3 separate regions of the Homo sapiens genome follow, and regions 2 and 3 are each linked to region 1. Evidence: chromatin loops called from intact Hi-C (ENCODE). Cell type or tissue: heart right ventricle. All regions are shown on one strand. Each heading gives the region's core, and the rest is flanking DNA. Links, peaks and the distances in the headings are about the cores only.

Region 1 (10,820 bases), core at 1,100-9,099:
CTATGCCTGCAGCCGGCAGCCTCTGCTTGCCCCAGGGGGGAGTCCTTCTCAGCAGAAGCTGCCCTGAGCAGATCAAATCTTCGGATATCATTCAGGTGTCCTGCTCAGTCTGTTCCTAACCAAGCCTGGGGCAGGAACCCTGGCACAGGTGGTGGTGTTCAGAGGAAAGAATGTGGGCCAGGAGCCTTGAATGGTCCCAAGGGCCTAGGATGATGCTAGGTGACACTGATCTGTTCCAACTAAGACTCTTACTCTTGGGAATCAGCTTAGTAGCTTCCAGTGACAGTCCCAGACTCTGGCACTGAGAGGAACTCAAGAAACCACTGAGTGCAGGGCTCACGGTGAGCACCTCTTTGCTAAACATGCCTCATATGAGGACAGGATGTCAGTAATGTTGTGGTGGGGAAGAAAGATGTTGGCAAAGGGAGGTAGAAGGCCCTCTGCAGCCAGATGGACCTAAGCACCTCCCTGGTTCACTAATTTCTGCATTGAGCTTCTGTATACACCGATACCATTTTTGACTATTACTGTATGCCGGGAACTGTGCTGAGAGCTAGCTATACATACCTTAGTTCATGTCTTCCTCTAACCCACCCAGGTGGAAGGAATATACTATGAACCCCAACCGACAGGTAAAGACATTGAGATTTAGGGCAGCTGTAACTCACTAGTATCATCGAGAGTCCACCAGGGCACTGGTGTGTCCGGAATTGGTGGGTTCTTGGTCTCACTGCAAGAATGAAGCCGCGGACCTTCGCGGTGAGCGTTACAGTTCCTAAAGGCGGCGTGTCCGGAGTTTGTTCCTTCTGTTGTTCGGATGTGTTCAGAGTTTTATTCCTTCTGGCGGCTTCGTGGTCTCACTGGCTTCAGGAGTGAAGCTGCAGACTTCGCGGTGAGTGTTACAGCTCTTAAGGCACCGCAGCTGGAGTTGTTCGTTCCTCCAGGTGGGTTCATGGTCTCGCTGGCTTCAGGAGTGAAGCTACACACCTTCGTGGTGAGTGTTACAGCTCATAAAGGCAATGTGGACCCAATGAGTGAGCATCAGCAAGATTTATTGTCAAGACCGAAACAAAACCACTGCGGCCTCGGGCAGCCTGCTTTTATTCTCTTATCTGGCCCCACCCACATCCTGCTGATTGGTCCATTTTACAGAGAGCTGATTGGTCCGTTTTGACAGGGTGCTGATTGCTGCCTTTACAATCCTTGAGCTAGACACAAAAGTGCTCCACCTCCCCACTAAATCAGCTAGATACAGAGTGTGATTGGTGCATTCACAAACCCTTAGCTAGACACAGGGTGCTGATTGGTGTGTTTACAAACCTTTAGCTAGATACAGAGGGCCAATTGGTGTATTTACAATCCCTTAGCTAGACATAAAGATTCTCCAAGTCCCCACCAGACTCAGGAGCCCAGCTGGCTTCACCCCGTGGATCCCACACCGGGGAGGCAGGTGCACCCGCACTCCTCAGCCCTTGGGTGGTCGATGTGACTGGGCACCTTGGAGCAGGGGGCGGTGCTCGTCGGGGAGGCTCGGGCCGGGCACAGGAGCCCACCGCAGGGAGGGGAGGCTCAGGCTTGGCGGGCTGCAGGTCCCAAGCCCTGCCCCGCGGGGAGGCAGCTAAGGCCCGGCGAGAAGTCGAGCACAGCAGCTGCTGGCCCAGGTGCTAAGCCCTTCACTGCCTGGGGCTTGTGGGCCGGCCGGCCGCTCCAAGTGCGGAGCCCGCCGAGCCCACGCCCACCCGGAACTCGCGCTGGCCCGCAAGCGCCGAACGCAGCCCGGGTTCCTGCCTGCGCCTCTCCCTCCACACCTCCCTGCAAGCTGAGGGAGCCGGCTCCGGCCTTGGCTAGCCCAGAAAGCGGCTCCCACAGTGCAGCGGCGGGCTGAAGGGCTTCTCAAGTGCCGCCAAAGTGGGAGCCCAGGCAGAGGAGGTGCCGAGAGCGAGCAAGGGCTGCAAGAGCTGCCAGCACGCTGTCGCCTCTCACTGGCATTCTCCCTCAGGCCCGTCACACACCAGATACCACGCTCGTAACCACTGGGCCACGCTGCAGAGTCTCCTGACTAGGGAGCTAAACAATAAATAAATGTGGCCTAGCTCAGCAGCTCGGGCGGCGGGAGGAGCGGCAGCGGCAAGGCAGCCCAGTTTCGCGAAGGCTCTCGGCGCGCCGCGGCCCGCAGGCACCCGGCACGCGCCTTCCCCGCCGCCAGGATGCCCAAGAGGAAGGTCAGCTCCGCCGAAGGCGCCGCCAAGGAAGAGTCCAAGAGGAGATCGGCGCGGTTGTCAGCTAAACCTCCTGCAAAAGTGGAAGCGAAGCCGAAAAAGGCAGCAGCGAAGGATAAATCTTCAGACAAAAAAGCGCAAACAAAAGGGAAAAGGGGAGCAAAGGGAAAACAGGCCGAAGTGGCTAACCAAGAAACTAAAGAAGATTTACCTGCAGAAAACGGGGAAACGAAAACTGAGGAGAGTCCAGCCTCTGATGAAGCAGGAGAGAAAGAAGCCAAGTCTGATTAATAACCATATACCATGTCTCATCAGTGGTCCCTGTCTCCCTTCTTGTACAATCCAGAGGAAAATTTTTATCAACTATTTTGTAAATGCAAGTTTTTTAGTAGCTCTAGAAACATTTTTAAGGAGGAGGGAATCCCACCTCATCCCATTTTTTAAGTGTAAATGCTTTTTTTTAAGAGGTGAAATCATTTCCTGGTTGTTTATTTTTTGGTACAACCAGAAAGTAGTGTGGGATATTGAATTATGGGAGGCTCTGACTGTCTCGGGTGTCAGCTTAACATTCCATAGATGGGGGGTTAGTTTTTATATCCCATAATACAAAGCATATTAAATGGCAATATGGAGTCAGTCCTGCATTTAATGTCTTGAACATTCTAAATTACTTCTATTACCATGTTGTTTTTTAGTAGAATTGTTTCCTAAAGAAAACCACTCTTTGATCATGGCGCTCTCTGTCAGAATTGTGTGTACTCTGTAACATCTTTGGTTGTGGTAGTCCTGTTTTCCTAATAACTTACTGTGCTGTGAAAGATTACAAATTTGAACATGTAGTGTACGTGCTATTGAGTTGTGAACTGGTGGGCCGTATGTAACAGCTGACCAACATGTGAAGATACTGGTACTTGATAACCTCTTAAGGAAAATTTGCTTCCAAATTTTAAGCTGGAGAGTCACTGGAATAACTTTAAAAAAGAATTACAATACATGGCTTTTTAGAATTTCGTTACGTATGTTAAGATTTGTGTACAAATTGAAATGTCTGTACTGATCCTCAACCAATAAAATCTCAATTATGAAAAAAATAAAAATAAAATGTGGCCTAAACAATAAATAAATAAATAAATACCAATTTCTCCAGGAAATGCACATCAAACCCCACCGCAATCACTTCATACCCATTAGGATGGCTCTAATTTTTTTTTAATCAGAAAATAAAAAATGTCAACAAGGATGTGGAGAAATTAAAACCCTTGTGTACTGCTATGGGAAAAAGTATGGCGGTTCCTCAAAAAATTAAACATAAGTTCCACTTCTGAGTATATGCCTAAAATAATTAAAAGCAGGGACTCAAATTTTTAAATGTTTATTTTTTTAATTATTTATTTATTTTTAATTTCAATAGTTTTTGAAATAGCCAAAAGGTGGAAGCAACCCAAATATCCTTAAACAGATTAACGGATTTTTAAAATGTGGTCTAAGTAAGTGGAAAAAGAAAATGTAGCATATATACACCATGGAACACTACTCAGCCATAAAAAGGAATGAAATAATGTCTTTTGCGGCAACTTGGATGGAGCTGGAGGCCATTATTCGAAGTGAAGTAACTCAGGAATGGAAAACCAAATACCATATGTTCTCACTTATAAGTGGGAGGTAAGCTATAAGTAGGCAAAGGCATAAGAGTGATATAATGGACTCTGGGGACTTGCAGGGGAAGGCTGGTCGGGGGGCGAGGTATAAAAGACTACACATTGGGTACAGCATACACTGCTTCAGTAACAGGTGCACTAATATCTCAGAAATCAAGGCTGAAGAATGTATCCACATGGCTGGGCACGGTGGCTCACTCCTGTAATCCTAGCACTTTGGGAGGCAGAGGCAGTCGGATCACCTGAGGTCAGGAGTTCAAGACCTGCCTGGCCAAAGTGGTGAAGCCCCGTCTCCACTAAAAATACAAAAATTAGCTGGGCGTGGTGGCAGGTGCCTGTAGTCCCAGCTACTCGGGAGACTGAGGCAGGAGGATCGCTTGAACCCAGGAGGGGAAGATTGCAGTGAGCCGAGATCCTGCCACTGTACTCCAGCCTGGGCGACAGAGCAAGACTCTGCCCCCCAAAAAAAAGAATGTATCCACACAACCGAACGCCACCTGTACCCCAAAAACTATTGAAATAAAAAATAATTTTTTTAAAAAAGGAAGAAAGATATGTGGTCTATACGTAAAAGTGGCAAAATGTGGTGATACACACACACACACACACACACACACACACAGGAATATGATTCAGGCTTATTAAAAGGCAGGCAATTCTGGCACAGGCTACAGCAGGAATGAGCCTTGAGGCCATGATGCTAAGTGAAGTCAGTCCATCACAAAAGGACAAATGGGACTGTGGCATTCCGCTTCTATGGGGTGCGGAGAGTGGTTAGATTCCTCCAGACAGAAAGAGCACGCTTGGCTGCCAGGGCCGGGGAGAGCGGGGAGAGGGGAGCGGGAGTTATCATTTCACGGACGCGATGTTTCGTCCCCTTTGATGAAGCGTTCTGGAGATGGGCAGTGGCGACACTCGCCCATATACGCAACGGCTGAGTGCACTCCATGCCACCGAACTGGTTAAGATGGTAAATTTTCTGTTGTGTGTATTCAACCACAATTTTTTAAGCCACTTTCTCCGTTCTTTCATTGAGAACTCCGGGGATCAAAGAAGAACGCCAGCTGCGGTGGACCGCTGAGGAATGGCCGGAGTCCGGGCGCGAGCGCCGCTTCCCCTCGCCCTCCTCCTCTCCCTTCCCGCGGCCCCTGGAGGCCGAGACCCATCCGCGTCCCGCGCGCGCTTTCCTCAGAGGCTCGGCCGGGCGCCCTGCTTCGAAGTGGGCCTGAGGAAGCCTCCGCCTCCGCCGCTGCTTTCTCCCCCTTCCTTCTCCAGCGGCTCCTCCAGGCCGCTCCAGAGACCCCGAGGACCCAAGGACGGTGCCGGGCGGAAAGTCTGTGCGAAGCTGGTGAAAAGGTTGCCCGGAGAGAGCGGAAGCTGTGAGGATGGGCAAAGCGCCCCTGCCCAGCCGCCCCGCCGCAGAACCGGTACACGCGCCTGCCCGCCCCGGGCGCCCCTTTGGCGCTGAGCTTTTCGTGCGGGGCGCGCATCCCTCTCCACTCCGGCTCTCTGGCGCCATCTTGTGTAGCTTTCTTAAACAGCCACAAAATGCGGATCTTTTAGGTCTCTAGTAACATGATTTCTCAAGTACAAAAATAGTTTCCGATATCTTATTGAAGAAAACATTTTCTTCTCTACAAGAAAGCAAAGTTTACCCATTGTTCTAGCACATAATGAGCAAGGCTTTGTTTCCTGAACATATTCGTAACTATTTCAAGGATAATCTTAAGTATAGAAGTTGGTTTTAGTCTAACGTCTTGCCTTTCAGAAACGACTTGGGAGACAGAAAGAAAGAAAAATGAACGTTTAAAATTTTATCAGAGCCAGACGAGGAGCAGGATAAGCCAAATATATTATAAACTCGTTTATATAACCCCTGTTATCTTGACTCAACAAGTAAGGTGCAAGTAGGCACAATTTAAACAACCACAAGTAGAATTAATATAACTGCAAGTCTAGTCAATTAATACAAAGGCACATGCAGTCCAGGGACCCCTGCCCCGTGATGCTAACAACTGAATCCACACTCACAGATCTGCTGATCTATGGGGTGGGCTGTGTTGCTAAAACCAAAAATTGACATCTCAAAGAGGGAGCAAATTAACACGCAATTGTGAAGAAAAATCCATCGTTGGTTAATCTAGCAAAAGTGCTTCCTCTAGTAAATTTAGTATCTGAATGTCAAGTACCAACTCAGAAGTTGAGACAAGCCTTTCTAATTCTCATGGAATTACAAACAAATTTTTTTTATTCCACAAAGAAATAAAGAAATACGAAGTGCTTCCAGCAAGTTACACGGGGGAAAGGGGAAAAAAAAGCCACTTTGGAGCTACAGTCCCACTTCTAGTTATTAGTGTCTTTGAGAGGGCTTTACAGTATCCGCTCTGCTCACAGGAGGCCTTAAGCTGCGGGGAGATTCATGGGACTCAGACGCAGGCTGTATTCTTGAGATCCAGCCAGGTTTTCCACCGACTCACTTCACTTTAGAGTCTGCAGAGTTCAAACAGAACAAAGAAGTAATAGGATCCTGCGGCGGGGAAGGAAGCTGGAGCCTTCCACACTTGGGGCCAAGCTGTAAGCCAAAAGATTAAGTTATAAAAGCAGATTCTTACAACTTGAAGTAGAGAAAGTCTCAATAAGGAAGACACAAACCCAGGAGTGGGAGGCTGCAGTGAGCTATGATCACATCACTGCATTCCAGCCTGGGTGATAGAGTGAGACCCCGTGTGTAAAAATAATAAAAAATAAAATATGGTAAAATATCGATTTAAAAAAAAAAAAAAAGAAAAAGAAAAAAAAAAGAAAGACACAGCACTTCCCCAGCAAGAAGGAAGGCCTATGGATGACACTTTTTTTTAAAGTCACATTTCCCAAAAATGCAAGGGTATCATCGCCGCAGTAAAAGGAGTCAGGCTCTGAGGTCGGAGCGCCCGGTGTGACTTGAGACAGCTTCAGCAGCAGTTCTGGGCCCCAGGACTCTCAGCTCCTCCTCAAGGTTAATAATTCCTGCCTCAGAGGACTAAAAGGAACAAAAGTGTAGCATCCCTAGGACAGAGTCTGGCCCAAGCAGGTGCTCAGTATATAGCAGGTGCCATTCCAGCAATGGTGATGATAATGACAGCCCTACCATTACTGAAGCAAACCTGCCACCCTCTCCTAATGGGCATTCGCATTCACTTACTAACAATAGCTAACACTCGTTGGGTACTTACTATGTGCTGGGCACTGTGCATCAAATTATTTCACTTAACCTGTGGGGCACTTAAATGTAGCCACATCTAATACCCCCACTTTACAGATAACAAAACAGGTTCAGAGAGGTTAGGTAATGTATTAGTCAGCATAGGCTAACTACTGTAACAAACAACCCCCAAAACCTCATGGCTCAACACAAAGTTTACACCTCCCCCATATCCTGGTGGCAGGAGCATGAGAGAAAGGACTCACTCTAGGGTCACTCAGGGAGCCAGGCCCCTTCCATATTGTGACTCCTCCACTGCCTGCCCCTGTGTCTGCTGCTGGATGCCCTGCTTCTAGCTACAGCTGAGGGAGAAGAGACTAAGAAAATCCAGAGCTCTTACCCACCTCAGCCAGAAGTGGCATGTGGCACTTCTGCTCAGAGCCTGCCAGCTTAGTCTGTTGGCCCCACGTAGGTGTAAGGGGCAGGGAAATAGTCTATTGGTATTCCCAGGAAGAAGAGAACAGAAATGGAGATTGGTGTGCAACAATCGTTTCTACAACAATGAACTTGCTTGAGATCACATGGCCAGTAAAAATGGAAGTGAGATGTGAACCCAAGCAGTCTGAGTTCACACCCTGACCTCCTAACCATGGAGCTACACTATCACCTAAGGAACTGTGGAGGTTTTTGAACAGAACCCCAAAATTCTTTACCATTCTTCTAATCAAGAGGTGGGTCAGTGTTGAATCTGGGCTTTGTTAGTCTTTGACCAGTAGAATACATCAGAAATTACCACTATGACCATGTCCAAGGTCTTAAGATGCTAGCAGCTTCTACTTCCTATCTCTTGGGACACTCACTTTTGGAGCCCAGCTGCCATGCTGTGAGGAAGCCCAAGCTAGTCTATGCTGAGAAACCACATGGAATGGCCACCTATATTTGTTCCAGCTGGCAGACAAGGAGGGGTCCCAGCCATCACCCAGGACCAGCCACCAGACATGCAAGTGAAGATGCTTCCAGATGATTCCAGGCCCAAGAAATCAAGTCATCCTCAGCTCCTGAGTCTTCCCAGCTGAAGCTCAGACATCATGGAGCAAAGACAACTCATCATGGCTGTGCTCTGTCTCAATTCCTCCACTCATTTCTAAAGATCCTAGGTCCTGTGGATCCTACTTTCTCATATCTCAGCTGTGCCCCAGATTCATTATTCAATTTGTGCCCAAGATATTTAAGATTCCTGGTGTGAAGTACATTTGAAAATGTACATTTGTGGGCCGGGCTCACGCCTATAATCCCAGCACTTTGGGAGGCTGAGGTAGGCGGATCACCTGAGGTCAGGAGTTCAAGACCAGCCTGGGCAACGTGGTGAAACCCTGTCTATACTAAAAATACAAAAATTAGCTGGGTTTGGTGGCATGCACCTGTAGTCCCAGCTAGTCAGGAGGCTAAGGCAGGAGAATTGCTTACACCCGGGAGGCGGAGGTTGCAGTGAGCTGAGATCGTGCCATTGCACTCCAGCCTGGGCAACAAGAGCAAAACTCCGTCTCAAAAAAAAAAGAAAAGAAAAGAAAAATCGACATTTGTGGTCCCATTAAACACCACAAAGTTTAACTCTTTTGGAAATACAGTTCACAATTAAAACAAAAGTCACTCTAGTGTACCCTGCTAAATTAAACAATTTAGTATATCTCTTTGGTGAGACCAGACTTCTGCAAACCTCACACCAGAAAACAGGTTTAACAATTTTTCATAGTAAGACAATACACTTGGGACTTGAGGGTGGACAAAGCATAAGTAAGCTTAGAAAATGATAATGAACATAAGAAAATAATTATGCTGTCTTTAAACATGATGAAACCATCTCATTAAGCCTAAATTAATTTAAAGGTCAACAATGCATAATTTATGTGGGCTCATAAAATGCATTATGTAAATGATGATTAAACCAATATCCTCTTTTTTTCTTATCTCTGTCCTATTAACTCTAGAAACACTAGAACGCTGGTATATGCTATGTGATAGTAACAAATTTGAAAGATACCAGGTTTTCCTGACACTATTTCTCTTTTTTTTTTTTTTCTGAGATGGAGTATCGCTCTGTCGCCTAGGCTGGAGTGCAGTGGCGCGATCTTGGCTCACTGCAACCTCCTCCTCCCAGGTTCAAGCAATTCTCCTGCCTCAGCCTCCCAAGTAGCTGTGATTACAGGCAGCCGCCAGCACGCCCAGCTAATTTTTGAATTTTTAGTAGAGATGGGGTTTTACCATGTTGACCAGGCTGGTCTCAAACTCCTGACCTCAAGTCATTCACCCACCTCGGCCTCCCAAAGTGCTAAAATTACAGGCATGAGCCAACACACCCGGCCGCCTGAAGTTACTTCTGATAAAAATAAATGCCACAGACACCAAATTCACTGACATTTTAGCAAATTCCACAGTATGGGGTCCCAGGAGATCAGTGCTGCAAGGGAGGAGCTTTAGGAAAGACTACAGAAATGAAGTAAAATAGCCCAAGACAAAATATGCCAGTTTCACAATGTGGCTGGGAGCTGTCCCATATGACTGGGACATACGTTTTCAGTACTAAGGAGCTGAGCCAATGTGAGTCCCTGTGGAGAAAGATGCCCTGATTCATTCAACATTCATCTGTTCCAGGCCCTGAGAATACAGATGCAGAAAAAAACAAAACAAAAATCCCTGCCTACTACCCAACTCGGGCCAGGCAGAATGGCTCTTGCAAAGACAGATAGCGAAAAGGGCCCTCAATGGAGTGAGAACCCAAGAATACACCATCAACATTCCCAAGCACATCCAGGGAGTGGGTTTCGAGAAGCATCCTCCTGAGCACACTCAAAAGCCTCTGGAAATTTGCCATGAAGGCGATGGGGACTCCAGAAGTGCACATTGATACCAGGCTCAACAAAACTGTCTGAGCTAAAGGAATAAGCAACGTCCTATGCTGTATCCATGTGCAGTTGTCCAGAAAACATAATCAGAATGAAGATTCACCAAACAAGCTCTACACTTCAGTTACCTATACCTATTACCACTTTCAAATACCTACTGATAGTCAACGTGGATGACAACTAACCATTGATCATCAAATACATCAAATAAAGTTATAAAACTGCAACAACAAAAAAATCCCTGCCTTCATGGAACTTACATCCTTATGAGGAAAGACAGTTAATTAACAAGTTGGTTATAAACACTATGGAGATAAAGTCAATCAGGGAAGATGGAAACAGATCGTAAGCGATTTACAATTTCAAATAGGGTGAGGAAAGCCTGTTCCAGGAACAGAGAACAGAAAGAGAAAAGGCCTTGATGCAAGTGCAAAGAATAGCAAGAAGGTCAGTTTGACAAGAACAGTGATTAAAATGAAAAATAATAAGAGAGAAAAAAGGTAGAGTGAGGGTGAGGGATACATTGGAAGGCAGTGTAGCTGACTGCAAGGTGTTATGGACTGAAAGTTTGTGTCCCCTCCGAAATTCACATATTGAAATCCTAACCCCTAAGGTGATAGTATTACAAAGTGGGGCCTTTTGGAGGTGATTAGGTCATCAGGGTGGAGCCCTAGTGATGGGATTAGTGCCTTTCTAAGAAGAGACATGAGAGCTTCCTGGCGTCTTTCACCCTGTTCTCCACCATGTGAGGATACAATGAGAAGACAGCCATTTGCAAAGCAGGACACAGGCCCTCACCAGACATCAGATCTGCTGGCACCTTGATCTTGGACTTCCAGGCTCCAGAACTGTGAGAAAT
Region 2 (10,820 bases), core at 1,235-9,234, 320 kb before region 1:
AGATGCTACCGGCTGTCCCCACCCCCCTCCATCTTTCCCTCCCTTCTTCCAAAACTGAGTCTTAGCTGAGCACACAGAAGCCCAGAATAAGGATTTGTTCCCCGCATCCCTTGCAGCTGGCGGGGGGACACAGGACAGGGTCCAGACAGAGGGGTGTAAATGGGAGCATCTCTGGAGGTGTCAGGAACTTTCCTCTTTCTTCCTTATTATCTCTGCTTCTATTCTATTGCTTGGAACCTGGATTTGATGGAAGAAGAGGAAAGAGTCTCACCTTGGAGATGGTGGAAAGGAAGCTGGAAGGATCAGAATCCCTAAGGACTTCGCAGACTAACCACAGCAAAACCAGTGCTGGCTGCCTGCTGGACGACTGGCACATGAAGAAGAAATAAACTTCTGTTTCGAATAAGTCACTAGCATTTTGGGTTTATTGTCCCTTGTAGCCAAATCCAATCCAAACTAGTATACTCATGCAGCCAAATTGGTCTCTTGATCACCCCCCCGCTCCCAGTTTTCCCTAGTCTGCTCTGACAAATCTGATCTGAGGACTGGGAAGAGAGGATGTATAACCACACAGATGGCATTTGAGGCAGGGGAGAAGTGGAAGAGGATTCCCAAAGGGACATTTTACAAGAAACTGACTTGGCACCAAGAGTCTCCTTCCTCTGTCCAGTGTTTGGTGCCAACATCCCAGCGGGTCGACATCCTGGCAAACGCTGCCATGTCTTTGGGGACTATGCCGCTTCGAGTTTACTTTAGAAACAGTATTTCACCTGGCATGCTCACAAAGGCATTGTGACTTTGGCGACCTCCTGTTGCCACTGGTCCCTAGTTTTGTGCTGGAGGTGGCTCATGCTGGCTCTTCAATACAGTCATTATTAAAAATGGAAATATATCAACTTGAAGTTCAATAAATTATATCAAAAACAAAGGCAATAAATACTCAGAACTCATCACTTCCTAATTTCATTTTCCACCCTTGACCATGATCTATGTTCTTGAAGTTATCTTGTTTCTTGTATGAATATGGTGGGAATACTGTGTCATGCTGGGCGGTTCACATCTTTTCCTAACTCTGCCTTCAGCAACGTGACGATGATGGTTTGAAATTGACCATGATGGGAACAGGTATTGACTGGGGTTCTTTCCTCCTAGATAATGTGGGGCCAGAGAGGAATAAAAGTCCCTATCCCTTCGGAGTTTCCAATCTCACTGAAGTATCACAAACATGAAATAAAATATTATGTATGAAGGAGAACTAGAACTGAACTCAGCTAGGAGGCAGGAGAGCTAGAATCTGTTCTCAGCTCTGAAACAAGTGGTGGGACTGTGGGCAAGTCTCTTGGTCTCTCATCACAGCGTTTTTCATCTAGAAAATCCCATTGGACTCCAAGCTCCACCAGGGGAGCAGCTGCGTTTACCCCATTTGCTGCTACATCCCAGCCCTCCAGCATAATTCCAGACATGTAAGAGGCAATGAAGCAATGCTTGTCAAGTAAATGAATGAGTGGGAAAGCACCATCTCCACCAACCCTTCCAGCTCTGAGAATGTGGAGGTCCATGATCCAAACTAAGGTTAAGAGAAGTGGCACAAGACTGAGAGCCAGGGATGGTCAACACGGGCCAGTTTCCTCAGATGCCTACAAGGAAGGGGCCATGCTGGACTCTGGGCAAAGGTGGGCAAGCCAAGAAGTTGGGCAAGCCAGGAAGTCTGACTGAGATCACAGTGATCATTCCTCGAAGCCCTGGTGAGAATCGTGAGCGGACATTCCTTTTAGTTCTTCTCTGTTGTCTGGTACCTGACTTCATGCTTTGGTTCAATACTGCCTTGAATGCCAGCTGAAGAGTTTGTTAAACTCCCAGCAAAACAAACAAACAAACAAACAAAAAAACATTGAACCATCCCCCTGCCCACTACCACTTCCAGCTCGCTGTGGAGCTCATTCTCACACCCCTCCCAAGATCTCTTGCTGATAGTCTCGGAAATATTTACAGCAATCGCCTGAGTACATTTCTTTTCTTTCCTTGGCTAAACTATAATTTTGCTATTTAAAAAAAGTTACAAAAGGAATGCAAATGTGCCCGTTAACTTTTCCATATTCTTACCACTCTGAGTCTGATTTTAAAGCGGAAAACGTTGCATTTGTGAGAATACTCAAATTTAATGTAAATTTCTCAAGATAAGGCAAATTCTCTCATTTATTAGCAGTGCAGAAACACAATAGCCAATGAATGTATCCCGACTATGATACTCTACCTGTTGACATCACCCTCCCATCCTACCCAGTCCCAACACACATACAGTTCCCCCTTCAGAGATGATGAAAAAGCAAGACCATTACCACTTTGTAGTTATTTCACATTCTAAATTGCTCTTGGAGCGAGTTCAAAGGTGTTAGGTCAGAATTTTGAATGCGATTGTTATTATTTATTCTTAAGGTTTTTTTAAGTCTGAATTGATTGAAATAACTCGTTTTTTCCATGTGGAAAGATGAAAACAGAGATTTATTACTATAGTCTCACAAATGATGAAGGGTGTGCAGTGAGTGAAGATAGATTTGTTCCCAGAATCCTCACATGCCAGAACTAAGGGCACATAGTCAGAATTAAAGAAGATGCCTGTTTACAAATCTATTTAGAATTGCCCCACGTGCGGAAGAGGATATTGGCCATCCCACAGTCCCACATGTTGCTGGGTCAGGGTAGGAAATCAGCTTCTTTGAGCCTCAGTTTCCTCAAATGTAAAAGGGAGATAATGATATCTATATGAAAGGATTGCCAGGATTAAATCAGAGAAATAGCCCAGGCCAGCGCCTTGAACTTGTGTGCACTCCCAAATGTTAGCTCCATTCCCCCTTGCTCCCTCCCCCGTCCGACTTGCCCCCATTTCCAGCCAGTCACTTGGACAAGTTATTATCAATACAGACCTTACTACTCCCAAGAAGTCGCTCAGGTGAAGATTCTGCATAGCTGGGGTGGAGAGGGGGAGTTTAGCCCTATGTGTAAATGGTAGATACAGTTTTAGAGTTTCCACGAATTCAGGCTTTGGGTGGTTCCCCATTCTCCAGGTTGCAGCTAGAAGGACAAACATGCCCTCAGCCAGTGTCAGACACAAGGAAGGGGTGTCCATGTGTGACCCTGTTGGGCTCCTTTGAGCTTCTGAAAAGCCTCTTGGCCCTCTGTCCCTCATTACTACAAACTGCCCAGGGCCTTACCAGTTGCCTGAATAGCTTATATACTCAATTAATTTGAGTTAAAATGTTAATGGGTGGTAATGGCCTTTAATTTGCCACCACTTCCTCATTTTAACCCAAACATTCAATGACTTAGTCTACAGAAGTGATGGCTGTAGGACCTTCGGGCTTCTTGGAAAATCCAAGGCAGGAAAAGAGACTTGCTTAAACAGAGGGGTAAGCAGGAGGGGAGGGGTCAGGGTGGCCAAGCCAAGCACATGCCCATGTGGCAGTTCACATCACCAGTCTGACATTCTCCACCAATCTCATCAGTCTTCCTCTTTCCAGATTCCAGGAACAAACTCATTTTTGCAGAGGCAGCAACGGGTGGTGTATGTACACAATCACTTGTTAAAGGAGCTGGCCCAACGAGACCCAAACCTAAGTGATCACAGATAGCAGGTATTCTATAGTCAACGATCACAAGGGTCCCCCATCACCCTCCAAGAAAAATCCCACTTCAGTGACTCTCATCGCAAGGACAGCGTCTATGTGAGGAAGCTAGCTCTACTTCCGAGCAGGTATACTTGAGAGATATTGCTCTGTGGGTCTGATTACAGGGATCTCTCTATATGGAATCGAACCATTCAACAAAAGCTTCCACTGTTTCCTGTCCACTCATATGACTCTGGTCTGGTGGGTGCAAAGAAGGAAGACTGAGCCTGGGATGAGAACATGGGCCACCTAACAGGAAACGGAAATAGATTCTGCTGTAATCGTGGGTCACCTAACAGGAAATGGAAATAGACTCTGTTGTAATTGTGCTTGCAGCAATGAGGTTGACCCGACCTGGTGAATTTAGTACCACGGCAACACTTCCATGATGTTCTGCATGGTAAGAGTGCAGTAGGTAGAGAAGCAGAGAAGCAGAGAACAGAGGAGAGAAAGGTCAGTTTCTTCTTGCTCTTTTGGGGGATCTTATTAATCAATTATAAGTGAGCCAGGAGACCTTAGGTCTACTGCAGCTCAAATCCCCTATCATAATTAGACACCTGAATGTCTGTCTCCCTTGTGAACAGTGAGCCACTAGAGGGCAGGAAACCCGAGGTGTCTCTCTCCACTTGGTGTCTCTAGCTCCTAGCACAGAGCCTGGTACAAGGTAGGTTAAATATTGCTGCACGTTGGAGTGAGTGGAGGAGCGATTCAAATACAGAGCAGCATACCAGGCGCATCCTGTACTTTCCTCTCCCTATTCAGGTATCCCAACCATTCCCTTCAGAAAAACAAGGCAAAATGATGACAAAAACCACTCCACACCTCCTAAACCACCCTTCAAGCAAGACAAAGGGAAAGATTTTGGCATTTTGAAAACTTGAAATAAGGATGGTTAGACCCCGTGCCAGCCACACTGATGGGAAACTCTCCTTTGACGTCTCATCCCTGCCTCTAACAGACAGGGAGAGTGACGTCCAACATTGTTCTCCACATCAGAAAAACCTCACCCCAAGAAAAATACATGGTATTTTCGAAGTGCTTACTGTAAAAGGAGCAGGGTGCGCTGACTTCGCCAAGGAATGGGAAGGAAATGAAGCGCTGAGGTGGGAATTAGTACACGCTTCCTCTGGGGAAAAGACATCTGCTCCTGGCACTCCTCAAAGGAGGTGAGGCAGAGCTCTCCCTTGACGCTGTGCTGCTTCCCTAATCCATTCTCCAGGCTGGGTGATGGGACCTCTTCCTGCAGGGGAGAGCCTGCCCTGGCTCCCAGGGTCAACAAGGGCAGCAGCCCCCGGCTTGGAAGCCTCCCTCCTGCCCCTCCTTACACACGAAGGGGCAGAAGGGCTCTGGGCACAAGCAGTACTTTGGTAGAAAATCAGAAGGCCCTCTTACATCCCCGGGGGCGCCATGAAGGGACTTGGCTGCTGCCAGCCCCTCGCCAAACTCCTCTGAGTGGTCCAGGGGATAAGGCCGACACGCCCCTCCCATTCACTGGGGTGTGGTTTCCAGCACTTAGGACATTCCATGTAGCTTCTCCAACAGGACTCCTCCTCCCCACACTCAAACCCAAAGGACCCTTTCATAAACCAGATGATCATTTCTGGAAAGTTACATTTCTTAATTTCAGGAATTGTTCCAATTCGTGCAAAGAAAATAAAAGGTAATTATCTAATTCCAGTAAAACTTAATGGGGCCCTTCCCACCCCTGGCCAATGGTTGGTGTGAAATGTAATTTGACTTAAACTGTCTAAGGCTGTGAAAGTGTACAATATTCGGAAGGGTGGGGGGCATTACCCCTTGTGGGAGCCATATTTTTCTAGAAGGCATTTTGATCAAGACAGGCCTCCCGCGGTTATTGATCTTAGGGTCATTGAGAGTCCAAGAACTGGGGAGATGAAGGCCACCCGGCGTCAGCACCGCGAGGGCGGAGGGAAGGCGGGCGCTGAGTCTCCCATTGGGGTTCTAGCCGAGGGTTCCAGCCAGGACTGCGTGATCTGGGGGCAGCTCGGAGAGCTCTCCCGACCCAGTATCGGGTCTATAAATGGAGATAAAGATCAGCACCTGGAGGGAGTGGTTTCTCGAGGGCTGAGAGCCTCGCCCACAAACTGTAGTCAGCATCTTCACTGAAGTTGGCCTGTCTTGGATATTTCTTCTCTCCTCCCCTTCCCCCACCTCCCCTCCTAATTCATCAACTGCTGAAACATCTGCCTGGCTGAAACCGCCTTCTCGCCGCGCGCTGGGGGCTGTCCCCAGGTGTTGGTCTTTGTGTCGAGAAAACTTTGCGAGGAGGCGAGGGAGCTGGACAAAGAGCGGGCGAGGGAGGGCGTTTGCCAGCCTGAGGGGTGCGCCGGGCGGTGCGCGCACTTCCCTGGGCTCAGCTCCGTACCCGGTCGCTCGCGGTGGCCAGAGCCCAGTCTCTCTAGGCCAGGAGTGGCGTCCGGCTGCATCCCCGCGCCCTCGGGAGCTGAATAAAGCCAGGCGGGAGAAGCAAAGGCTAGCGCCTGGACGCTGGAGTTGGTGGGAGGAGGCGAGCAGAGGCGCGGAGCAAAGCTGTCAAACTGCGCGCGGAGCCGGGCGCGGGGCGGGGGAAGGGAGAGGAGGGAGGGAGGGGCAGGCGGGAGCCGGGAGGGAGCGAGCGGGCTCGCCGCGCCTGAGCAACCCCTGCCTGTCGCTGCCGCTGCCGCTGCCGCTGCCGCCGCCGGCCCGGACTCGTCCGGAGCGCAGGGTGTCTGCCCAGCTGCGCGCGGCGCGCGGAGGCTCCGGCGTCCGCCGCTGCGCCCTCCGGCCCCTGCTCCTCGCGCCGGCCCGCGTGGGTCCCGGCGGGCGCGAACCCACCATGCAGCTGCAGTTCCGGAGCTGGATGCTGGCCGCGCTCACGCTGCTCGTGGTCTTCCTCATCTTCGCAGACATCTCAGAGATCGAAGAAGAAATCGGGTAAATAGCTGCTCCCAGGCCCGTGCCACGAGCCCTGGCGGGATCTCTCCCTCCTTCTGTACTCTCCACCCTCCGACCCCCTTTGTGTGCGCCGCGCCCCGCTGTAGCTCCGCTGGAGAGATGGGGACGGTTTGGCAGAAGGTGGCGGCGACAGGGGCCCGGGACGGTTTGGGGAGAGGAGGGTGGGGGCGCGGCTGCTGTGGGGTGTCCCCGGGCGGGGTTCACGGGAAGCCCCCAGCTGGCCCGCGTCGGGAAGCGGACTCGCCCACCCTGCCCCCCTGCCTGGCGTGTCCAAGCGCAGTGTCGCCGGGGTCGAGGGAGGGCGCCGGGGAGTGTCTCGGGCGGGCGGAGGGGCCGAGAGTGGAGGGAGGCAGGAGTTTCTTTGTCTCCAGCACGGCCGCTTTCTCGCCTTGGCAAAGTGGGCAGGGGGCGCGCAGGGATCTCTGAGCTGGGGGAGGGGTTCCTGGGGCCGGAGCGGAGGGCGGGGTTCTGCATGGGCTACTGGGAAGCGGAATGTCCCCTGCACACACAGACAGGCACACGCGCCTCCCGCCGGCCCGGGAGCCCGGCGTAGGAGCTGGCACCACTAGAGAAGGGCTCGCATAGCTGGACTGAGACCCCCCGCCCTCGCCTGGCTTTGGACGTTCAGCCAAGCCACGGCAACCCCGGCGACCCTGGGTTCCTGTGCGCTCGCAGCGCGGAGACGGAGACATTTCGGGAAAGTCTGTACCGCCGCCCGGTGGGCTTCTGGGCCCTCAGGCGGGCGATCTGGCGCTTTTTTTCTCCCGACCTCGCCAGAGGTAGGGTGGGACCGCGAGCCCGGATCCTCCCGGCTCCGGACTTCCTGGAGTGCGCACTTGAGGCGCGGGACGCACCGGCTGTGTGTCCCAGGGGCTGAGACTCGCGCCCCGCCCCGCAGCCTTCGGCTCGCCGGGCCGGGCCCCTCTCCGGAACCTCCAAAGGGCGGTAGACGACAGGTGGGGAGGCAGCCGGGGTTCTGAGGAGGCCCGAGGAGAGCTTCCTGGCCCTGGGCAAGGGGAAGGTGAGGTCTCAAAGAGGGCAGAAGGTCTCTTCTTCTGTGGGATTTGTGCTCTGCCAGGCGCTCTTCTCGAGTCCCGCGCCGCGTGCGCCCCTCCTTTGTCCCATTTGTTACTTCATTTGTTATCTGTGCTAGTTGAGGGTCCGCCACACTGTCAGTCCCTCAAATGGGAGATGCCAGTCCTGGGCCCAGGCGGGATGCCGAGGCCCCAAGGACAAAAACTTGTGACAAGTGCCGCTTCCTGCTCTCATTTTCTCCCTGCCCCTGCCCATCTCCCTGGAATTCCTTCTGTGAACTCCGCTGGGCTTCCAGAACCCCTCTCCCTGCCTCTTTCTCCTCTCATTCTCGGTTTCCCCAAGAGCTCTGAAAACTTTCACAAATGCTGCGCAGTTAATACACAACGTGCCACCAATTCCCACGCAGAGATAAACATGCTACTTTTCATAGCTGCTCGCCTCAGAAACGTGGATTGGAAAGGAAATCGGGCAAGTCACGTCTTGGGGTAATGGAAGATGCGGTGAGGAGGGCCTTCCTCTAGGCTCTCCGGCTTCTGATTCCGGATGTGGGCACTGCCCGGCTCAGATCACTTGCTGACCTTTGCCCATGTGAGAGGGAAGGCCCGGCGCTGCCCATTGTCCTGTTATAAAAACATAAGTGCTGTGCTTATCCAGGCACCCCTAGGTCAGCCATTCACTGAATTCTTACCAAATACCTTCCACATGCTGGGAACTTTTAATTTTTAAAATGCAATCAGGAGATCACTTTGCACATAATGTTGCACTTTCTTGCCAAATGCACGGTGAAGCCTACGCTCCCCACATCAGGTTGTTCCCATATATGTACGCACCCCGGGGACTTGTCTCACTTGAGTGCTCCCTGCTTCTTTTTATCCTGTCTCTGCTGGGCCAATCCTAGGAAAAAACGGTCAAACAAGTACGATGTGTCACCTCCTGTGGCATCTTCCTTCCCTCTCTTGCCTCTCGTCCCAGGCTGACCACTGGCTTGACCAGTCCTGACCAGGCCTAAGACACCCTCTCTCCCAGGCTGATGTAGCTGCCTTAGGTCAACACTGCATATGCCTTTCGACTGGGATGGGCACTCTTGCCCCACCCACGGTCAGCCCCACACATGTTTAATCCAGAGGAATGGAGGCATATTTTGGGATTCACCATGGCTGGAGGAGTAAACACATGGGCAGAGCATGGGAATCCCAACAGCACCTTCTGTCTGCTTACAAGTGAGGGGTTTCTTTTTGTTTGTTTGTTTTTGTTTTTTTTTTTGTCTTTTCTTTTTTTCTTTTTCTTTTTTTTGAGACGGAGTCTCATTCTGTCGCCCAGGATGGAGTGCAGTGGCACAATCTCGGCTCACTGCAACCTCCGCCTCCCGGGTTCAAGCAATTCTCCTGTTTCAGCCTCCCGAGTAGCTGGGATTACAGGCACCTGCCACCACACCAGGCTAATTTTTGTATTTTTATTAGAGACGGGGTTTCACCATGTTGGCCAGGCTGGTCTCAATCACCTCAGGGGATCTGCCCACCTCAGCCTCCCAAAGTGCTGGGATTACAGGCGTGAGCCACCCCTCCCGGCACAAGTGAGGTTTTAACACTAAATTCATTCTTGGAATTACCCCAACTTTGGGCAGCTGGGCTCAGTGCCCAATAAGAGCCTTGGCACAGTGGCCAGTGAGGGGCGTCAAGAGGGCTCCGCCTTCCTCACCATATGCCTTCCTGGAGACCTCGAATCATACTCAGGCACAAGAGGCTTTTGCACCAGCCCTGCCCCTCCATCCCCAACTCACTCCGGACCTGTGCTAGGGAGGATTACAGATGATCTGCGCGTGTCGGCCCCTGGGAGAAAGCGATGGCTCTGTAAAAGGATGGCTGTTTCTGGAAAGTAATGAACAGTGGGACCCTGTGATCTGTTGGAAGGAAGGAAAGATAGAAGGAACCTCTTTTGGGGGTAACTTTTTCAAGGATTAAGGAATTTTAAAAAGTGAAAGAAGAAAGTGAATTACATGTGTATTATCTGGAGGGATAAAACTGAGATTTACTTTTCTGAAGCTTTTGATTCTCTTTTTTTTATAAAATGAGGCTTTTAATGTGGTGGTCTCAGAGGTCCTGTCCTGCCTGAAAAGTTATACATCATGAATTGAGGGGCAGGGCTTTCTTTGAGGGGAGTTTTCTGAGACACACATCTCTTTTCCTTAGTGATTATTTTCCAAAGTTCCATTTCTGACTCTCTTGCTCTCATTGAGCTGGAGCTGACTAAGAAAACAAAATGTAGAAAGATAAGTTCTCTGCAAAGCACCTAGAGAGTCCTGCCTGGTAGCCAAGGAGTGAATTCAAATTCTAAGTCAGAAATTGGGTGGGGCTTTGGTAAAATAGGCCCTGATCAATTCATGCACACTCCCAAGTTTTAGATCCAATTCGACCAAGTTGTAAGCTAAAATCTTCTGATTGTTTCTTGGCCTTTAATCTTGAGTGTAACTTCCACTAGGGGATTGTGAGGCGTAGCTGTCTTGCCCATCATGGTGTCCATGGAACTGGGCACACAAGGCATTCAATAAACATCTGTTGGATAAATATTTTCCTGAGTCTGGCACAGTGATGGGCACACACAGCATCCTTGGGCAAAGTTGAAACTCAGAGCTGGCCGGGAACGGTGGCTCACGCCTGTAATCCCAACACTTTGGGAGGCCGAGGCAGGTAGATCACCTGAGGTCAGGAGTTCGAGACCAGACTGGCCAACATGGTGAAACTCCATCTCTACTAAAAGTACAAAAATTAGCCAGGCATGGTGGCGGGTGCCTGTAATACCAGCTACTCGGGAGGCTGAGGCAGGAGAATGGCTTGAAACCTGGGAGGAAGAGGTTGCAGTGAGCCAAGATCACGCCATTGCACTCCAGCCTGGGCGACAGAGCGAGACTCCATCTCAAAAAAAGAAAAAAGAAAAGAAAAAGAAAGAAAGAAACTCACTGAGCCTTGGGACAAGAAGAGAGCATAGGGCTCTCCCTGTAGAAACCTTTCCTTTTTATCAGCTAGGGTGAATTTGACACTGAGAAATAACATCACTAATCTGAGATCACAGCCTGGCTGGTTAAGGGCAGAGCAGGCTTGCACAGGTCTCCTCTTTTGTAACCCAATGTCCTAATCCTCATATTAGTTCCTCTACCCATAAAGGAAT
Region 3 (10,820 bases), core at 1,460-9,459, 440 kb before region 1:
ATGGGCCCTACCCTGTGGAGGCTAAGTGGCAACTGCACTGGAGCCCAAGGAAAAGGAGGCAACCTCCAGAGCCTGATATCTACCTGGTCTCTGCTTAGGGTCTTTTGGCTGGTGGCAATGATCTCACATGATAAGCACAAATTTCTGTTCACTGGGTAACATATAAACTGGACACAGAAGAGGCAGCTAAGGGTGTCAACATACCAAAGGACAGGTTGTATGGAATTTGAATGTATAAAAGTTGAAGGGTTGCTTAGATCTTTCTTGGAGAGTGGGTATGACAATGATATCATATTAGGATCTGGCACAAAGTAGGTGCTCAGTAAATGCATGCTTTCTTTCCTGCCCTTCACGGCTAGCTGAGCTCTAAAGTTCACAAAAACTTAGCCAAATTAACAAGTCAGCTGTGACAATCAGTTGCAAGACACAAAACGGGCCCTAAAGAGGATAACAGGTTGGAAACATTTTAGGGGAAAAAACAGATCATTGCACCCTAAACACACATTTAGGACCTACACTTTCTCAGGCATTGTACAAGGGATTGTGAACCAGGTGAGTAGTTTGCCCTTGGGAAGCTATCGGTCTTATGGTGAGCCAAGTCCACACAAAGGATATTATTATTTGACATCCATGCACATAAAGAGCCAAGAGATGGGATGACTTGAAGAGGCATCCTCTCTCTCCCAGCTGGGAAAGGTATGGAAGGCTTTGTGGAGGAGGGGACATTTGAGGAGGGAGAGGTAGGATTTGGATTCTAGGGCATAGTATCACTGGAATAGCTTCCAGGGCAAAGGGAATAGAATGAGTCAAGGCAGACATGAAGGAAACATGGGGAAGAGCAAGCAGTTCAGTTGTTATAGCACATGAGATATGCCAGATGTCAGAACCAGGGGAAGGCAGGTTGGCAAGTCCCATTGGGATTAGATGGCGGCAGGTCTACAGGGCCAGCCTTCACGCTTACTCCAGGAATCCATCCTGCTCTGGCTGGAGCACCCCAAGGACACTGTGGCAGGACTGGATGTAGTGGATGTACATGGCTGAAGATAAATGCTTGTGACCACCGGCTCTGCACATGTTTGCTGCATAATGATGGAGCACCAACCCAGGCTTCTTCCTACCAACTGCATTGAAGGAGCAGTTGCACTATTCCCAGCTCTGATAACTGCCTGCCTGGCCCCTTTTCCCTTTATCACATTCCAGAAAACTGCTGTCGCACTCTCTAGGGTCAACCTGTCCCAGGCAATGTGGTCAAAAGACACAATCAAGACCCAGGACACAGAACTGCAAGCAGACCTGCAGCAGAGCCCGCCTGGGATGATTAATTACAAGAAGCAGCTGCATCCCTGACCGCTGCTTGGCAGACTCGGGGTCACAGCTGTGCAAAAGTAGCACCTGCTTTGCTTCAAGAACTTCTTCATGCCCGTCAAGCAGCCTTTTACAAGAAGACAGCAGAGTACCTAAATATGTGCCTCCCTTGAACAAGCCACGTTCCATGTATTAATCTTGCCAAAGGACTTTTTATTCCAGCATGTTTCCACATCTCAATTTTTACTGTTCTTACATCCTAACTAGCCTGTGGCCAACAGCTGTCATATTCATCCATTTAGATAACACTCAGGTATTTCCTCTTCTTCCTTAGCCTGGAACATTCCTGATTGATGGTCATTATATTTGCCCTCTTTCAATCCTCTTCACATCTGTATTCCATATGGTAAGAGGAAGGCCCTCCTACCAGGGGTGGTGATCGACAATTAAAATTACAAGATATATTTCCAACTGAATGCCTTGTTAAACAGCTATAAGAAACCTCAAATAAAATGACATGCTGCTGATAAAAAACTATTGGCCCCAAAGGGATGATCCCAGGGAGAAACATACATTCCTGGCTAACACGGTGAAACCCCATCTCTACTAAAAATACAGAAAATTAGCCAGGCGTGGTGGCTGGCACCTGTAGTCCCAGCTACTTGGGAAGCTGAGGCAGGAGAATGGTGTGAACCCGGGAGGCAGAGCTTGCAGTGAGCCGAGATTGCACCACCGCACTCCAGCCTGGGCGACAGAGCAAGACTCCGTCTCAAAAAAAACAAAAACAAAAACAAAACAAAATATTCCGTGACCAAATCTTCAACATAAGCAATAAGGAGGCACCTGCTTTAAAAATTACCTCATGAAATCCAACAGCAAGTGGCGCGTTAAAGAAAGTCAGCATTATTATCATTGGCAGATTAAACTGTGCTCACAAAAGACTCAAAGATGATATAAAAAGGCCTTCACTGCTAAAGACGTTTTCACTTCAAAGTGCATTGTCTAAAAGATTAGAACATTTCTTTTTCATAGAAACAATGATGGTGAAGGTCCCAGGCTATTCAATAAAATTCTGTTAATCCACAATTATAATGAAGAACAACATTGCCAAGCCACACCACTTCCTATTCTCCAACACATTCTGCTCCCCCATCTGGGTGCCCTTTGCTTGTGTATACCTGTCAAATCATACCTAATTGTGGAGACACGGAACAGGTACCTCCTCCTCCAGGAAGCCTTCCTTACAACCTCAGACAAAAGAAAGCCCTCTCCATTGCATGTTTCCGGAGTCCTCTCCTTTATCATTTTCTATAACAGTTCTTACATTGTGTGTTATACAGGCATCTTATTTGTCCTCTTCAGCTGGGAGTTCCTTGTGGGAAGAGATTATATCTTAATAATCTTGGACATCCTACAGCCTCAATGATGATGTCTTAAGAAGGCTAGCTCTTTCGTAAAAGTGTTTAAACTGAAAAACAAATGGCTGCTGTTAAACCAAACAGAATAATGAAGACTAAATGGAACTTTAAAAAAGTGACTGATCATGCCTGATCTATAGTTAGGTGCACAGGAAAGGCTAATTGTAAACTGAAAAACAACAAAGAATTTTTTTAACACAGCATTCCATTGTATGTTTATGCTATACTTTATTACATTAACCTTTAATTATTGAACACATCCAGCATTTTTTTCATTCATGAAGAATCCTGCAATGAACATAAATGTACTATCAATTCTGTGAATGAGTATTATTTTAGAATAAATTATTGGAAGACATACATGGGCATATGCACTGTTAAGAGTTTATGCAAATTGATGCTTCTAAATGGAAATTCTTTTAAAGTTCCACCAATAGGTATAAGTTTTGCTGTTGTTTTCTGGTAGATTATTTGGCCCCAGTTAGGGACATTTTTTAAATCCACAGTTTGTTAATAGTTTGCTCTTGAATGGGTGCTGAATCATATCTAGGGCTTTATCCAGGGCAGATAAAGCACCTGCCCTGGATGTTCTTCTCGGTTCAACCCTCAAATCCACACTGTCCACCTTTTCTAACCCGCTCTGTGTGAGAAGGGTGGCTTTTTTGCCCTCTGGCTATTGGTTGCGGTCAGCCAATGGGAAGGACCTTCAGGAAATCTAAAGGGGTATGGGTGGGGGAAGAGGGAGAAATTCAGCAAATACGCTTTCCCGGCATCCTCCTTAGTAACTCATCAGTAGCTTCATTTCTCTACCAAAGACCACAGATTCTACTAGATGTTCCCACACCACCATTTCTGAAAACCATCCATCTCCTTGCCTTTCAGGCCTTGGGGGTCAGGGGATGTGCAGGTGGCAGCTCCCTACTTTTCCTGGGCCTGGGATGCTTCACCATGTCTTATTGGGTTCCCTTAACCCAACAGCACCTCTGCAAAGGGTTCCTTTGTTAGACTCTCCCCATTCACCCTTCTGAAATTTCCATCTATTTTTTGACAAGATTAGACTAACATTGTAATTGGTACCAGGAGTAGCTCCAGGAGCAGAGTGGAAGCCCTTAACCATGAGCAACAACATAGACACAATTTCTAAAATGAGCAGGGGTGTCTTTTGTGGCAATGGAAGTATTTTGACCCACAGCATCTATGACTAATTGAATTGTAGGGTCCCTAGAAATGAAATCGATGGGTAGACTTACTCAAGTGTACTTGACTCATGTGGAAAGAAACTTTCTGGTTCTGGTGAGCAGAATCCTAATACAATGAATCCTAATACATGGAATCACTGTAATGGGATTCCATGGCCTCTTGCCCACTTTCCAGACCTAGGCCAGTACACAGAACCAGAGTAGGCTGGATTCTTTGAGGAAGAACTCTATAGTGCGACCACATGTATACAGTGTGCATCTACCTCCAGGCCTTCCTCAGAGGGCCCTGCATTTATTTCCAGGGTGACTATGCAGTAAGGAAAAAGAAATATCCAGACTTTCCAAGGGCTATAAGAGTCATCTCTGAGCCGATGTCAAGCCCTAGAAATTGAATTAATTTCTCAGTGGGTCTGGTGGGACCCACCCTGATTCATTTGTCCAGTTCCAGCATGTAGAAGGCCATCATCAAAGATCTGAGAAAGACAGGGGTCCTGGGTCTTACCATAGTGGCCATTTATTTAGCTTGTTGGGCCTGTACAAAACTCAGATAAGTCTGGAGAATAACTGTACATTATCACCTACTTAATCAGGTGAGGATGACAACTGTAGCTTTGGTTCCAGATGTGGTAATTTACTGAGAAAATCAGTACAGCCACTGGCTACAGGTATGCAACTATTAACACAGCAAATGCCATTTCTTCGATTTCTGTTGAAAAAGATAACCGGAAGAGATTTGTCTCCACATGTTTTCCCTTGAGACCATGATAACTCCCCTGCTTCTTTGTCATAATATAATGCACAGGGATCTTGATTATTTTGATATCCCATAGAACATCATGTGTGGGCACTCCCTCAGTAACAGTGTGCTCATTGTACACGGTAAGGAAAACTTCCCATCATGAACTGGGTAGCATCTGAGTCACCAGATCATAGAGGTGGGCACAGCACCTGTAGTTACATGGAAAAGATCTAAATGAGACTGACTCAAACAAGTACAGAAGGTACAAGTAAATGGCATGAGCACGTAGCTTTCTCCCCGTCAAGGTGCCTCTTCCTTATGCTTCACTACTTCTCCCTCTACCCACACTGATGACCTCATAGGGAATTCCTGCTCACCAGTCTCCAGTTTATGGAGGGGTTTTCAGGGTGTAAAATCCACTAGGAGTGGCCTTCAAAGAGTGGTGAAGGGAAATCCTCATTTGGGCAGACTTTGGGTAGTACAGTCAGATGGCTGCCTATTTCACCTGGAAGAGAAGAGCAGGAGTAAGGCTCAACATTGTCATTGGCAGAGGTTAACAGGTAAGTGACTGGCTAGAAACTTGGAAAGACCAATACTGGAAAATTGGTGATAGGGAAGCCTGGGCTAGAGATGTGTGGGTGGGTCTCTCAGAATGAGCACAGAGAAGACAATCATTTCTTACAAAAATGCCCACCAGAGGGCATCCACTCCAGTGCCAGCTCTCAGTAATGACTAAGTGTGGATGCCAGTTAGCCTCTTTCCCCAGCCACCCCAGTGCTTGCTCAGGCTCTTATCCCAAGTGGCCCTGAAGGTATGGCTGGGGTCAAGAAGCCTGGACTTTCCCCAGCGAGGCTTATTTGGTTCCTGACACCACTGAGTTCCCTATGAGCCAATGGCAAGTATGGCCCTAATCCCTGAGTATACCAAGCAGCCACATAGGACACATTGATTCCATTGCTCCTTTCATCATGGAGGGGGCAACAAATTTGGCCTCACCATGATAAATGCCTATTCTGTTAATAGACTTACTTTTCTTGCCTATTGTGCTTCCACATGCATCATGATTGGTGCCTTATCAGCTGCCACGTTACCCCAAACAACATAGTCTCCAGCAAAGCAGTTGTTCTATAGCAAAAAAGTATAGCCTTGGCTGGGCACGGTGGCTCACGCCTGTAATCCCAGCACTTTGGGAGGCTGAGGCGGGCGGATCACGAGGTCAGGAGATCGAGACCATCCTGGCTAACACGTGAAACCCTGTCTCTACTAAAAATCAAAAAAAAAAAAAAAAATTAGCTGGGCGTGGTGGCAGGCGCCTGTAGTCCCAGTACTTGGGAGGCTGAAGCAGGAGAATGGCATGAACCCGGGAGGCGGAGCTTGCGGTGAGCCCAGATCGCACCACTGAACTCCATCCTGGGCGACAGAGTGAGACTCTGTCTCAAAAAAAAAAAAAAAAAAAAAAGTATAGCCTTGAGATTTACTATGTGCCCCATCACCTAGAAGCAACTGCCTTAATAAAATGGCAAAGGTTTGATTACAAGAACTGGGGGGAAACAACATTCTGCAAGGTTGGGGAGCTACCCTACAGGACGTAGTAGATGCCTTTAATTAGCAGCCAATATGCAGGGCCACTACAATAGCCAGAATGCATGAGTCTGGGAGGTAAAGTGTGGATGTGGGAGTTGTCTCTCTCCCTATTTTACCAAACAATCCACTGAAGAATTGCTTTCCCTTGTTATGACCTTGAGTTTGATGGGGTTGGAGTGTCTGGTGCCTAAGGTAAGAAAACTCCCGCTAGAGATCACAGCGATATATCAATAAAATTATAGCTTGACACTGAACCCCAACCACATTATTTCTCATACCACCAAACTAACAGGCGGAGGAGTCACTCTACTGACTGGGGTAATTAATCCCAATGGCTACGGGGAAACTGGGTTGCTGTCGTGCAATAGAAGCAAGTGAGACTGTCTGGTAGACAACGGTTCACCGTATTGGCGGAAAATTGCAGAAATCCAGTAAAGACAGGACCACCCAGAGCTTGGATCCTGTGGAAATGAAGGCTGGCATCATTTCACCAGGAAGGAAACTCATTCATCAGAGTTGCTGGCAGAAGGTAAGGGGAACAGGAAAAAGGTGGTGAAAAATAGAGCTAGGATGATCAGCTTAGGCTTTTGACCAGTTAGCTGCTGTGACTTACGTTCCAAAATTGTTTCCTGCCCTCCACCTTTTGGGCCTGAACTTACACTAAAAAAAAAACAGGCGAGGTTTCACATGGTGATACTATTGAAGTCATATCAGCTCAGATAATTTCTTTAATTTTCTCTTCTTCATCTTCTTCTGTTTCTCCTCCTGGAACTTCTATTCTGCTGACTGAGTCCTAGCTCTATTCTTGATTATCTTTATCTTTTTATTATTATGGCTCTATTGATTGTTTTTATCTTTTATCTCTATTAATCGCTTGATTAATTTATCTTTTCATTTGTAATTCTCATCTCTGACTTTTGCTTTTGCATTCCAAGAGAATAACATTAGTTGGTCTGATTTCTAAGACTTTTTCTGAAGTATCCATTGTGATATTTAGGCTATTTTTTCTTTTGGAAATTATGTGTTTTTCCAAGATCTGTTTTTTCTCAGCATTGCCCTTTCCCATGGCTGTCTGCTCCTGTTTTATAAACATGATCTCTTTCCCAATCTCACTGCAAATATGAATTCAGTGTGTTTGAATTCCTGTTTTCTGGCACTCTGCTTGATCCACCTCTTCAAGCTGCTAATTTTTGTTCATTTTTATGAAGAAAAGTTGAGATCAGTGGTTTGAGGAGTAACATATCATAGTCCCTTGGAAAATGTTTTTTCAAAATACATATACCCAGTTTCCCTTTTTTTCTTCCAGTGCCCCATTTCCCCACTCCCAATAAAAGTATAACAATCTCCAGTAAAAGCTGTCTAGATAAAGATATTAATAAAAAACATAATCTATCTACATAATTCTGATATGCTTCCTTCCTCCACATGGAGAATCAGCAGGCTAGTGTGCACAGCACACTTAAATGATGTGAACTCTGGGAACTCAGGCCATTATTTGATTAACACGTTGGTTTACTGTGATAGTAGGTATGTAGGTGCTCTGTGTGTTGGCAGTGGTAGCTCATAAGATAAACTTCCTTCCAGGGACAGCAAGCCAGGAATGTTGTTGGAGTCTTAGAACAACCTGGTTATTCCCCAGTCTCTCTTTCTTTGTAGCATTAACTAAAAGGGCCACATATCTCAAACGCTGGAGCCCCAAGATGGTAGAGCACAATCAGTTGAGAATCCATAGTGACTGCTGATCCCTATGAATCATAAGCTTTTGCTGTGTTAAAACACCAAGACTATGAAATTCTTGTTTTAACACAGAATAACTTAGTGTATTCTGATTATTTAGTATCTTGAGTGTTGTTTTCCACATGACACATCAGAATTTTCCTATACCCTTAAAGACTATACAAGAATGAGACTTTGAATGGCTCCACAATATTTCATCGTAAGTTTATGTACTGTAAATTTACTGACCTAATCCTCTACTGTTGAACATTTGGTTGAAAACAGTTTTAGAAACTATAAACAATGTTGTAACAAACTCCATTGTGTTTGGCATTCGTTCATTGTCAAAATTTCACTAGTGCTACTCACATGATTAGAAATGATTACATACTGCTACAAATAACAAAATATTAGTGTACCATAGATTTAAGAACTATAATGTTTTTATTTGAAGATGACATGATTGTTTACATGGAAAATTCTTGAGAATCTACAAAACAAGTAAAACTAATACATTTATTTAATAAGATCAGACCATGTAAAATATGCATGCAAAAATCAATTGTATGTTATGTACTAGTGACAAACAGTTGAAAATGGAATTAAATAAAAACAATTAAACAGAGAATACCACAAAAAACATAAAAATTTTAGGATTTAATTTGTAAATACATGCAATATCTCTACATTGAAAATTACGAAACATAACTGAGAGAAATAAAAAATAGCTAAATAAATAAACATACCATTTTCATGGATCAAATACTCAACATTTTTAATATGGCAGTTCTCTCCAAAGTGATATATAGATTCAACTAATCACAAGCATAATCTTACCTGGGTTTTTATAGAAACTGACAAGTTGATTCTAAAATTTATATGGTAATTCTTGCCTCCCTGACAGTAGCTCAGCCTCCAGGACTCTCTTCCAGCATGGCTGAAGACACCTCTTCACATAAGATGGTGACAACAAATCACAGGCGCAGTCTCACCAAAATCACAGATCAGTTGAAAATCCTCATCAATACCTTCAATCAAAAACCTTACCCAGGTTATGCTACCAAACAAAAACTTGCTTTAGAAATCAATACGGAAGAGTCCAGAATCCAGATTTGGTTTCAGAATTGAAGAGCTGGATTCCAGAAAAGACCAGAACCTGGGACTTTAGAATCAAGCCAGAGCCATGGGCAAGATCGACCTGATGCAGAGTTTCAAAGTAGAGAAGCCAGATGGTGTTGTACCACCTACAGCGCCTCTCAATTAAGCACTCTCATCAAGGCATCTATGAAAAGCCCATACCCTGGGATTGATTCCAGAGAACAAGTTGCTGAAGAAATTGGTGTTCCAGAGTTAAGAGTCCAAATCTGGTTCCAAAACTGAAGATCTAGATTTCATCTCCAGAGAAACAGGGAACCTGTTGTGTCCTTAGAACAAGAAGACCAGGGGCAAGATTTCTGAGGGACATCAAGGTACAGAAGATACACAAAATGGCACCAACCTCACTAGCAATTCTCATTTCTATAGAGCCAGAAGGTGGTGGACACAGTCAAGTTCAGTGTATTTGATATTATCAACTTGGGCCCCAAATCTCTCTCACAGTCTTCCTGGGAGTCTATCCTTCTGCTGAAACTGCAAGCTAAGCCCTCTGAAGATGGTAAAGGACACGGCCAGGTGCGGTGGCTCATGCTTGTAATCCCAGCACTTTGGGACACCGAGGCAGAAAGACTGCCTGAGCCCAGGAGTTCAAAACCAGCCTGGGCAGCATAGCAAGACCCTGTCTCTATTATAAAAAATGAAATAAAATAAATAAAAAGGACTGTAGGAGGCAGAGACAGGTACAGGAGGCACCACACTACCCTATTGACACAGCCTGGATCCAGAGTTCAGCGGACCTTGAGACAATGAAAATAAACTTATTAATAATCAAAATAAATAAATAAAAATAAAATGTATATGGTAATTCAAAAGACTTAAATATCAAAGTCAATCTTGAAAAAGAAGAGAAAAGTTAGAAGACAAACAATCTAAATCAAAACTTACTATAATGCTATAATGATCAACAAACTCGTCCTGGTATGAAGATCAACAAATAGATCAACAGAACAGACTGGAGTTCAGAAATAGGCCTATAGTTACAGAACGTGATTTTTACAAAGGTGTCAAATCTTTTCAACTAATAGGGTTGGAGTAACTAAAATCCATATGGAAAACAACAAACCTTGACCCCTTACCTCATACCACACTCAAACACTAATTCAAGATAAATCAGAGACCTAATTATGAAAGGTAAAATTATAGGGCTTCTTGGAGAAATCACGGAACATCTTTGCAAGCTGGGGGTAGGCAGAGTTTCTTTAGACAGGTTACAGGAAGGCAGTGACCATAAATGGGAAAATTTTTATAAATTAGACTATCAAAATTAAATACTTTTGATTAAAAGACATCATGAAGAAAATATATACTAGACTACAGATAGGAAAACAATATTTACTAAAAACAACTCAATACAAACTCAATAATAAAAGCCAAACAATCGAATCAATAACTGGAGGAAAAAAAAAAAACATGTGAATAAGAAGATACGTGCATGGCCAATAAACATGGAAAAAGGTTCTGAAAAGCATTTGCTATTGAAAATGCAAATTTAAACCACAATAGGACACCAATCAACACTCACTAGCATGGATAAAATTAAAACGAGTAACATCAAATGGCGGGAAAGGTGTGGAGCAACTGAAATCTGTGTACGTTGTTGGTAGAAACGTAAAATGGTGTGACCACTCTGAAAAATATCTGCTCAGTTCTTTATTTTTTTATATTTTATTTTTATTTTTTAGATGGAGTCTCACTCTTGTCGCC

The links. Peaks named below come from ENCODE experiments on the same cell type or tissue, not always from the same donor. Only the 100,000 strongest peaks of a DNase experiment are listed, where the experiment ranks them.
Region 2: a loop joins it to region 1, with 3 times the contacts of the local background. A loop is called at or near these places in 22 of 110 quality-filtered maps.
Region 3: it touches region 1 in a loop (4-fold over the local background); 25 of 110 quality-filtered maps call a loop at or near these places.

What each region holds. Positions count from the first base shown.
Region 1 is chr15:92,709,601-92,720,420 of GRCh38, forward strand. It overlaps the pseudogene HMGN1P38 and the pseudogene RPL31P6. Among named protein-coding and RNA genes, the nearest start is that of FAM174B, 59 kb to the left of the region's middle. RefSeq lists silencers at 5,105-5,154, 5,265-5,414. In heart right ventricle, for the core only: CTCF peaks have their summits at 5,384 (motif pointing left) and 5,586; a DNase peak (open chromatin) is centred at 5,361; H3K4me3 peaks cover 1,134 bases; H3K27ac peaks cover 1,114 bases.
Region 2 is chr15:92,387,564-92,398,383 of GRCh38, forward strand. ST8SIA2 (ST8 alpha-N-acetyl-neuraminide alpha-2,8-sialyltransferase 2) reads left to right here and starts at 6,318. Exons shown (of 6, transcript NM_006011.4): 1 at 6,318-6,599. The coding sequence starts at 6,502. In heart right ventricle, for the core only: a CTCF peak has its summit at 4,261 (motif pointing right); no DNase peak of the experiment used is centred there; H3K4me3 peaks cover 2,072 bases; H3K27me3 peaks cover 4,797 bases.
Region 3 is chr15:92,272,589-92,283,408 of GRCh38, forward strand. LOC107987227 (a long non-coding RNA gene) reads right to left here and starts at 5,160. Exons shown (of 2, transcript XR_001751663.2): 1 at 5,039-5,160; 2 at 4,415-4,628. It also overlaps the pseudogene DUXAP6. In heart right ventricle, for the core only: a CTCF peak has its summit at 5,351 (motif pointing right); no DNase peak of the experiment used is centred there.